Linked DNA regions of Mus musculus: region 1 is linked to region 2. A link is a loop called in an ENCODE intact Hi-C map of the cell type or tissue named here. Cell type or tissue: left cerebral cortex. All regions are shown on one strand. Links, peaks and the distances in the headings refer to the core of each region. The heading gives the core; the rest is flanking DNA.

Region 1 (5,119 bases), core at 944-3,443, 280 kb after region 2:
TGCCTTGTTTTTAAACACCATAATTTCCCACAAACAAGCCCCCTGCCATGGGTGTAAACCACCACTGTAATTTACTTGTTAGAATCAGGCATAATAATGCATTTATCTGAATGGGAACAACAGCTGTATGGAGGTGAAAAGCCAGGGGGTGGTTGCTGAAGGGGTTCAATAATTTATGGCAAACACAGGAATTGGCTCCGTGGGTCAAGAGGACTCCAGGCTCCATCTACCGAATCACATAGCAAAAAGGCATTGTGCTGGCTATCTTCTGTCAGCTTCACACAGCTAAGTGACATCTGGGAATAGGAGACTTGCCTGAGGAAATGCCTACACCAGACTGTAGGAGTCTACTCCCGGGCATTTTCATGGTTAGTGATTGACGTGGGATGCCTCAGGCCCCGTGAGTAGTGTCACTCCTGGGCAGTATGACAAGGCAGGCCTCCAGGAGCAAGCCAGTAAACAGCATTCCTTCATGGCTTCTGCTTTAGTTCCTGTCCCAACTTCTGTTCATGATGGCGGGTCAACTGTAAGATTAAACAAATACTTTACTCCACCATAGCTTTAAGTTGCTGCGTGTAATTTTAAAAATGTGCTTGTTCTTTTTCGAGAGCTTGCTTTTCCCAAGAACCCAGGGAGCTGCGATTACTTTACACCAGCCAATCACCCCACAGCTAGCTCAGCCAGTTGCCAAAGACCTCCCCATGGCTGTGTCCTTTCTCCTGCCCACCTGAGTTGCTGCAGATGAAAAACACCAGACAACCTTAATATTTAAATACTAGCCAGATAACTCAATGGCTAGGCACAGGATCTATTGTTCTAAACTCATCAGCTATCCTATATCAAAATTCCGCAGGTGGCGAAGACCACCACCAGTTCTAGTTGCTCCCAGGCCTTACATGGTTCATGCTCCTCTCCCCAAAGTCTGGCTGAAAAGACCTCTCTCTGTCTCGTCCCCCTCCTCTTCTTCCTGGGACCCAGAAATCGCACCTTTTTTCCTTGGCCCAGGGATTAGCTTCTGTGGAAACCTAACACAGAAATTGGTAGCTGAGAGTGGGCAATTGTTGCAACGGATCTGACTGAATTATTTTGGGATGGCTGTTGAAGTATTTGGAAATTTGGGCCTAAAAAAAGCCGTATTCCAAGTTTAATGACTATTGTGTGGAAGCTTCAAAGATAAGAATGATGAGATAAATCCGTGGAAGTCTGGCTTGTGAAGTTTCAGAGTCTCCCAAAGACTCTCAGGGCTGTTCCTGCAATATGTTTCTTAGGCTGGAAGCCCTGCCCTCCCACGCACAAGCTGAGAAACCCAGTCTGCCCTCCCCCTCCCCCCGCAGCCCCACCCACACAGAGAACAACCCCCATCCCCCACAGACCTGCTTGGAGAAAACTCCAGGCTGACATGTCATCAGTCCTTGTCTCTGCGTTCACGGCAACCCACCCAAGAGTTTTTAGCAGTACGGAAGCTGAAGGACTGAGGGGTAATGACGAGCCGGCAGTGCCTGGAGCCTAATGAGACAAGCTGTACTGAAGATGGAAGAGGCAGAGAAATGGCGGGGCTGAAGCCCTGTGGGAGCCCAGAAGAGTGTGAGTTCCACATGCTGGACACATTAAAGAGTTTATGTATACATCTGGGTTTTGAATTTACTTTGATCTAACTAAAACTGTGCCCTGTTCTTAGACTAAGAATGTATGTAACTGATTTTTTTTTTTAGCTTAATATAGTTGACAGACTTTGAACTTTAAGGAGACATTGAATTTGTAGAGAGAGCTTGGATTTTTAAAGTTATAGAATTTTTTAGAAGGCTGCAGAATTCCAGGACGGCAGCCACACTGGGTTGATTTCACCAACACAGCTGACACTTACAAAAACATTGTGTAAACAAAATAAAGTAACTGTCTAACAGACCTAAGAGGAGAGGGGGTGTGCTGGGAGTGTGGCTGACCACTGCTTCACCTTGTACAAGGCTCTGGGTTCCACACCGGAAGCAGCAAAACAAGCAAACAAAAAGATTGGGTCATATGCTTGTCTGTGGTGCAGGAAATCCTAAGGGCCTGCTGATCTCCTGAAGGTTTATGGGTGCTTCCCCTAAACTTGATATTTTTGGTTCTTTATGCCATGTGACTTTATGGGTGTTTATGTTGATTGGTGTTTTATGCCATGTGACTTTATTAACTAAGATGGCAATGAAGTTATATGGTCCTCACCATCAAGATGATACCATTATGATAGCAGCCAAGTCACAGGGCTGTCTCCATCTTGATGATCTTACTATCCAAGATAGCAACGGAACAAGATTACTTTCCTTAAAAAAAAATTAAGGGCTGGAGAGGTGGCTCAGTTGTTAGGAAGACTTCATGTTCTTGCAGGGGGTCCAGGTTCAGTTTCTAGGTGGCTCACAGCTGTTTACCAGTTCCCAGGGATCTGGTGCCCTCTTCTGGCCTCTATGGGTATCAGGCATGCACACAGTGCACAGACATACACGCAAATAAAACATTCATATGAGTCAGGCAGTGGTGGCGCACACCTTTAATCCCAGCACTCGGGAGGCAGAAGCAGGCAGATTTCTGAGTTCGAGGCCAGCCTGGTCTACAAAGTGAGTTCCAGGACAGCCAGGGCTATACAGAGAAACCCTGTCTCAAAAACAAAAAAACAAAACAAACAAACATGAAAACCCAACCAACAAAGACATTCATATGCATAAAATAAACATTAAAATGAAAGGGATTTTATTTTGCATATCAGATTGTTTGCCTCTGTGTGTGTGTGTGTGTGTGTGTGCGTGTGCGTGTGCGTGTGCACCATATATGTGCCTGATGCTTACAGAAGCCAGAGAGGGCATTAGATCCCCTCTTCTGGCACCACAGATCCATATATATCTGCTCATATACACACATACATGTACATAATACACATACCACACACAATTCACACCATACGAACATATGTACATACACATGCATACAATACATATGTACACATACAAATACAATACTTGACATATACACAAGCCACATATCTCTTTATACACACCATATACACTATAGCATAGATAAACACATCCACACATATAAACATACTCCACACATATGTATATGCACATACACTCAATACCACACACACCACCCATAAACACTACCTGTACTGGCTAGTTTTGTGTCAACTTGACACAGCTGGAGTTATCACAGAGAAAGGAGCTTCAGTTGAGGAAATGCCTCCATGAGATCCAACTGTAAGGCATTTTCTCAATTAGTGATCAAGGGGGAAAGACCCCTTGTGGGTGGGACCATCTCTGGGCTGGTAGTCTTGGTTCTATAAGAGAGCAGGCTGAGCAAGCCAGGGGAAGCAAGCCAGTAAAGAACATCCCTCCATGACCTCTGCATCGGCTCCTGCTTCCTGACCTGCTTGAGTTCCAGTCCTGACTTCCTTGGTGATGAACAGCAGTGTGGAAGTGTAAGCCGAATAAACCCTTTCCTCCCCAACTTGCTTCTTGGTCATGATGTTTGTGCAGGAATAGAAACCCTGACTAAGACAAATTGGTACCAGCAGAGTGGGATATTCCTGTGACAACCTGACCATGTTTTGGGGAGGACTGTGGAAGGACTTTGGAACTTTGGGCTTGAAGATCCATTTGTTGTTAAGAGCTCTGTCAGATGTTGTGTAGGAGCTTGGAAGATAATGTTGAGAACGGTGCAGAAGATGGAGGTCTGGTTTGTGAAATTTCAGAGGGAAAATTAAAGACTCTTTTCAGGGCCATTGCTGCTTTGATTGTGAAGATTCTGTAGTTCTGGTTAGCTGGGGCTGAAGAATCAGCTGTGATTAATAAGATACCAGAACTACCAAAGCAAAAATTTTGCATTACTGGGACTATTGATGCTGGTTAGCTGGAGCTAAGAAATTAGTGGTGATTAAGAAGAGACCAGCATCATTGAGGTGACATCTTCTGGGAAGTGTTTTCTGAAAGAACAAAGAGGCTGTGTTCCAGAGATGGCCAAGGTTGTACTCCTGCTGCAGCGGGACTTGGTAATATGTAAGGGTCACCCAGGTGGTACTGGTTTTGAAGGCATGAAGGGGTCACGCAAAGCAGCTGAGGCTCGGCACTGTGAGAGGCCATGGAAGGCCATTGGTGAAGGTGCAGCCTTAGTTGCAATTGAAGGCCCAGGACTGAAGGGGTCATGCAGTGTTTTGGAGATGCCAGTACCATGAGATGACCACCAAGAGCAGCAGCAGCAGTGGAGTACAGGCATCTGGAGCCTAGAGGATGACGCGTGTGCTACATAGGGCCTGGCTGGAGAAGTGACCCAAGCCCTTGGAGGAGCCCAGAAGATCGTGAGTTGGATCCCAGACATTGGACGGTTGGAGATTGACTTTTGCTTTTGATTGTGACTGTGCCCTGATATTTTCCCTCTTGAAGGAAGAAACTGTTTTAGTGGAGCCCACAGTTAAGAAACTTTTAATTGTAAAAAGACTTTGGATTTTAAAAGAGATGGATATTTTAAAGAGATTGAAATTTTAAGAATATGTAAAGACTGTGGGACGTTTAAAGTTATTTAAGATCTTGGAGATGAATAAGAACTAAGGGTTGAGGCTTACTAGTGATGTTTTTGTGTGTCAAGTTGACAAGGGGTCAATTGTACTGGCTAGTTTTGTGTCAACTTGACACAGCTGGAGTTATCACAGAGAAAGGAACTTCAGTTGAGGAAATGCCTCCATGAGATCCAACTGTAAGGCATTTTCTCAATTAGTGATCAAGGGGGAAAGACCCCTTGTGGGTGGGACCATCTCTGGGCTGGTAGTCTTGGTTCTATAAGAAAGCAGGCTGAGCAAGCCAGGTGAGGCAAGCCAGTAAAGAACATCCCTCCATGGCCTCTGCATCAGCTCTTGCTTCCTGACCTGCTTGAGTTCCAGTCCTGGCTTCCTTTGGTGATGAACAGCAGTGTGGAAGTGTAAGCCAAATAAACCCTTTCCTCCCCAACTTGCTTTTTGGTCATGATGTTTGTGCAGGAATAGAAACCCTGACTAAGACACTACCCAAATAAAAACACCATGTGTATATATATACACGTTGTATGGTGTGTTCCTCTGAATGATAACATTCCCTCCAGCATGCCCCTACACTGG
Region 2 (5,119 bases), core at 1,274-3,773:
GCATTGCTTGCAGTGTGTCCGTGACTGGCCACTGCCACCCCCCTCCACCCCCCACCCCCCCCACACACACACACCACACCACAGATCTTACTATGTAGAACAGTCTGGCCTTGAACTTAAGAAATCTGCCTGTCTCCACCTCCTAAGTGCTGAGTTGACAGGTAAATATGTGGCCATGCCTAGTCCCACTTGAATCATTTTTAAAGTTTTTTTTTTTTTTTTTCTAAACCTGGCCTGCAGTTCCAACACACAGGAAGCAAAAGCAGGAAGTTTCAGGTTCAAAGCCATCCTGATCCACACAGCTAGCCATGGCAACCCAGTGAGTCTCTGTCTCAAAAGATGTTAGAAGGGGAAAGAGCTTGCTAAATAGTAAAGGTTGGTAGTTTGGTTTTGGCTCAAACGCAGAGCCTTGCACTTGCCAGGGAAGTGCTCACATTTTTGTTTGTTTAATTAAAGGATTTTTTATTTTTAAAAATTATGTGGGGGCTGGTGAGATGGCTCAGTGGTTAAGAGCACTGACTGCTCTTCCGAAGGTCCTGAGTTCAAATCCCAGCAACCACATGGTGGCTCACAACCATCTGTAATGAAATCTGATGCCCTCTTCTGGAGTATCTGAGGACAGCTACAGTGTACTTACATATAATAAATAAATAAATCTTTAAAAAAAATTATGTATGTGGCTAGGCCATGGTGGTACATGCCTTTAGTCTCAGTACTCGGGAGGCAGAGGCAGGTGGGCCTTGAAGTCAGCCTGGTCTACACGTAGAGCAAATTCCAGAACAGTCAGGGCTACACAAAGAAACCCTGTCTTCAAAACAAAACAAAGAAATCCCAGCACTCAGGAGATAGAGGCAAGAGGATCTCTGTGAGTTCAAGGTCAGGCTGGTTCCAGGACAGTCTGGGTATTCAGGTATTCGCCTGTGTATTCCAGGGTGCCAGAGACGTCCAGCAGCTATCTGACCTCTAGGAGCTGGCGCTATGGGAGGTATGCGCCACCCAGCGTTATGTGCTGGGAACTAAAGCTGGATCTGGGTGGGCAGCATCTGTTTTCCAAGAGTTTCTCAGTTTCCTGGCTGTACTGGAACCGGCTCAGTAGACCAGGCTGGCCTTGAACTCAAATCCACCTGTTTCTCTGCCTCCTTAGTGCTGGGATTAAAGCGTGTGCTATCTTCATAGCATGGCAGACACTCTTAACTTCCGAGTCAGTTCTTCAGTCCTGAACTGTCTGTTTCAGTAACAGCTCCAGGGGCTGGAGAGATGGCTCAGTGGTTAAGAGCCATTGCAGAGGACCTGGGTCCAGTTCCCAACACCATCTCTGGTAGTTCACAGCTGTCTGTAGCTCCAGCTCTAGGGGGATCTAACAGTCTCTCTGGACTCTGAGGGCATCTGTATATCTGCACTCTCATGTACATACCCCAACAAACACACACCTATAATTAAAAATAAAGAGAGGTTGCTTGGCAGCTAAGAGTACTTTAGGAGGATCATGGTTCAGTTCTCAGCACTCACATGGAACTCTAGTTCCAAGGGATCTGACTCTCTTCTCACCTCTGCAGGCCCACACATACACATAGGCACACACATATACACACAGGCACACACACATACACACAGGCACACACACACATACAAGCCAACAAAACACTTATACATACAGCATGAATACAAAAAATAAATCTTTTAAAACTTTCTAGGTCACCCTCGACCACAAAGGGAATTTCAGGCCAATATGGGATATACGAAGCCACGGTTTTATCTTTTTTTTTTTTTTTTTTTGGTTTTTCGAGACAGGGTTTCTCTTTATAGCCCTGGCTGTTCTGGAACTCACTTTGTAGACCAGGCTGGCCTCGAACTCAGAAATCCACCTGCCTCTGCCTCCCGAGTGCTGGGATTAAAGGCGTGCGCCACCACGCCCGGCCTTTTTTCTATCTTTTTTTTTTTTTTTTTAAGCCACGGTTTTAAAAGAAACAAGCAAAGATGGTCACCAGAACACTTGCCAGGTCCTTGATCCTTCAACACCACCATTGGTATTTCTTTTTTTAAAATTATCCTTATTTCAATTTATGTGAATATGTGTGCATTTTGTGCGAATGGGTGCCATGTATGTTGAGATTTTCCTGGAGGAGAGAAGTGGACAATGGCTCTCCTGGACATAAGCAGTTGTGAGCCTCCCATGTAGATGCCCGGAACTGAACTCGGGTCATTTGCAAGAATAGCAAGCACTCCTTACCCTAAACCATCCCTCCAGCCACCCCTAGTATGTTTACACTATTGTTTATATCCCTAGAGCAGGAAATACAACTTCATAGCACCTCGGTCTAGCAGCTCCCTGAACACAGAATGGTTTTGGTGCCTATAAAAACTGACATCTGGATACCAGAGTGGAGTCTGTGGGCCGGTGAGCAACATTTTGCGTTCTCACCACCAGGGGGCAGTAGGGCCCTGGCCTCCAAGCCCGGGTCCGCAGTCAGTCCAGAACAAGGAGACCAGAGCGCGTTTTGAATTCCAACATTCCGGCGGGATCCTTGGGTGGCTTTTCCAAACGTTCTTCACCTGCCAGCCTCCGCCCACCCAGACTAAGGAGGACCCAGTAGAAAATAGCTTGCACTGAAGCCCAGGTAAAGGGAGGAGGAGTTTATTTTATGTTTCACTCATAGGTTTTGCAGGGTTTCCAAGGAAGACTAGAGAATTTTATGGAGAAAGGTGGTTAATTCCATAGTCAGTATCAAAGATGGGCTGGATTTCAAGTTGCCATTAAAGAAAGCTAGCCCTTCCCTCTCTAGGCCTTCTGCTGATCTGGAGAGTAACCCTACCCTGGTTCTCCAAAGGGTATGTTACTTCTGTCCGCAGGTCCCAACCTTCATAGACCTCAGGGTCTGCGCTCCTAGAAGGAAAAGGGGAAGAGAAAGAACACCCTCAGGGAGAAGTTTGGCCTCTAGGCCTCCACCTCCTCTTCACTCTCTGGATCGCGTCTAGGACTTTTGAGTTTGGGTTAGAGTGGCGCTCCAGGGGACCAAGAGGCACCTTCTCCCTCCACCCCAGTGCCCAGGTGCTGCAGGGAGGGCTGGGAGACCGACAAGCATCGGAAAGGGAGTCTCCCACCTTCTCAGAGGCCCGTCTCCGCGGAGGCCAGATCACCGACAATTTTCCATCTCCCCTGCTCGCTGTGGGGGAAGGAACACTCAGCCGCGACTGCCCCTCCTCTTGCCAGCTGGAGGATGGCCGCACCCCTTATATACATACAGGTGTGCACCCCTCTTCCCCATGAAGGCCTCCACCCAGTTCTGAGGACCCAGGAACAGGAATGAGGCAAACTCAATGTAGAGAGGCACCCGAGTACTACAGAGGACCCGAGAACGCCAGAAGTCAAGGTTCCAAGGTCTGATGGATGTGGGGATCCTCACTCCAGGAGTGGGAGTGAAGAAAAGAAGGTGAACCCCCAGGAGAATAGTTAAGGGTCTGCAAGCCTACAGATGAATGATCACTGGAGGTGGAGACAGCTGGAGCTCTAGGGCCCAGGGGGACCGCTTACGGGTGAGGCTCGGCGCTGGCTCCTGGACCTCGGCGTCGCCGTAGATGCTGCGCCGCTGCAACTGCAGCTCCCGCTCGCGCTCGCGCACTCGTCGCACCTCCTGCTCCAGCAGTGACGGGGCAACGAGCGGTGGCAACTGCCCCAGTACCGGACAGCCGTCCTGAACGGCGGGGTGCAGCCGGCCTCCGGTCTCTGGCTGCCTCTGCAAGCCAGCGCCGTCCTCCGCCGCAGCCTCAAAGAAGCGCTTGAGTTCGTCCAGCGGCTGCGGCCGCCGCCGGGCGCTAGGCTCCGGAACCGCGGGGCTCGCCAGCGCCGCCTGCCTGTGAGCCTCGCGTTCGATGTCCCGTTGCATCTTCGCGCCCGCCCGAGCGCGCTCCAGGGCGCGCGGCAGCGGAGTACCGGAGCCGGGCCGACTGAGCACCGGCCGCACGCGCAACTCAATGAGTTCCTCGCCCGCGCGACCGGGACTCAGACCCCGGCTCCGGCGCAGGCTTTCCTCCCGCTCGCAGCTGCGGCGGATTTCGCGCTGGATGGGCGTCTCCATCTGCAATTCCGCCGGCGCCGGTTTGGATGCCGCGGGCTTCGGTAGAAAACACACCTGGAGGCCTCTGAGCCGAGACAGGGGCACAACTGCCCCAGTACCTCCGTTATACTAGTGCCAGGCGGCCCAGCTGTGGACCGCCCGGGCGCTCGGTCCGGTGCTCAACTGGCACCTGCGGGACCTGGCTCTCTGGCTCCAGAGTCTGCAAGTGCTCCTCTCCAGAGGTTTCCAGGACCTCACTGCCTCCCCCAGCAGCCCTCGGTGCCCTGGCTCTGCGGCTCCCGGAACACGTAGCCTTCAGGCGACCCCAGGACTCCACTCTCGGACACCCGAGGACATGGATGTTTGGAGTTAGGCGCCCTTTGAAAATTTTAGTTCTCAGAGCCGAATTGAGATGCCCAAATAGGTAGGACACGGTGCCCTGTGCAGTACCTGTAGTTACAGCCGCCGCCCGAGGTTCATAGGCGTCGCCAGCACTCTTCTTTGACCCGCCTCTGGCCTCCAGGAACATCCCCTGGGGGCAGGACTGGGCACCGCCCCCGTCACCTGCCAGCTGGATTCGAGTGGCCCTGGACCCGCCCTATGGGCCAGGGCGCCTCCACTGCTCTCCGGATTCCCGCCACCTGAACACACGGGTTGACTGAAGGGGTGGCTTCTTCGGAAAGGGCTTCCCTGAACTCACTACCCAGGGGGTATGTGTCGCCCTTTCCCTCTGGTACCACGCTGGCATTCTGGGGTCTTTTTTTTTTTTTTTTTTTTTTTTCATCACTTTCCGGAGACCTGACCTCTAGCGGAGCGCCGCGCTGATCGCTGAACCACGGCCTCCTTACAGAGTGTTTCCCCGGTCGTCTTTCGCTGACCTCACTAGTCTAGGTCAGCAAGTGCCAGCCTGCGGCCAGCGACACCACTCTCCTTCCCCCCGCCCCCTATCCCGTGATCTCCGGGCCTTCTCTGCACACTGATCGCTGAGGCAACACAGCTCGAGTCCAGCCCGAGGGTCGCCCGGGGCCGCCGCACTGGGTGCTGCTGCTACCCGGGGCTGCTCA

The links. A loop is a pair of places that touch in the nucleus more often than their neighbours do. Peaks named below come from ENCODE experiments on the same cell type or tissue, not always from the same donor. Only the 100,000 strongest peaks of a DNase experiment are listed, where the experiment ranks them.
Region 1: a loop joins it to region 2, with 3 times the contacts of the local background. A loop is called at or near these places in 2 of 42 quality-filtered maps.

The regions. Positions count from the first base shown.
Region 1 is chr8:84,283,432-84,288,550 of GRCm38, forward strand. No RefSeq gene overlaps it. Among named protein-coding and RNA genes, the nearest start is that of Ccdc130, 16 kb to the left of the region's middle. In left cerebral cortex, for the core only: a CTCF peak has its summit at 2,433 (motif pointing left); DNase peaks (open chromatin) are centred at 1,284, 1,458 and 2,439; H3K27ac peaks cover 131 bases.
Region 2 is chr8:84,007,609-84,012,727 of GRCm38, forward strand. Misp3 (MISP family member 3) reads right to left here and starts at 4,112. Exons shown (of 3, transcript NM_001291292.1): 1 at 3,533-4,112; 2 at 3,103-3,164; 3 at 2,620-2,884. The coding sequence starts at 4,076. The coding sequence ends at 2,870. Mir1199 (microRNA 1199) reads right to left here and starts at 4,025; the gene lies at 3,907-4,025. In left cerebral cortex, for the core only: a CTCF peak has its summit at 2,415 (motif pointing right); a DNase peak (open chromatin) is centred at 2,434; H3K4me3 peaks cover 411 bases.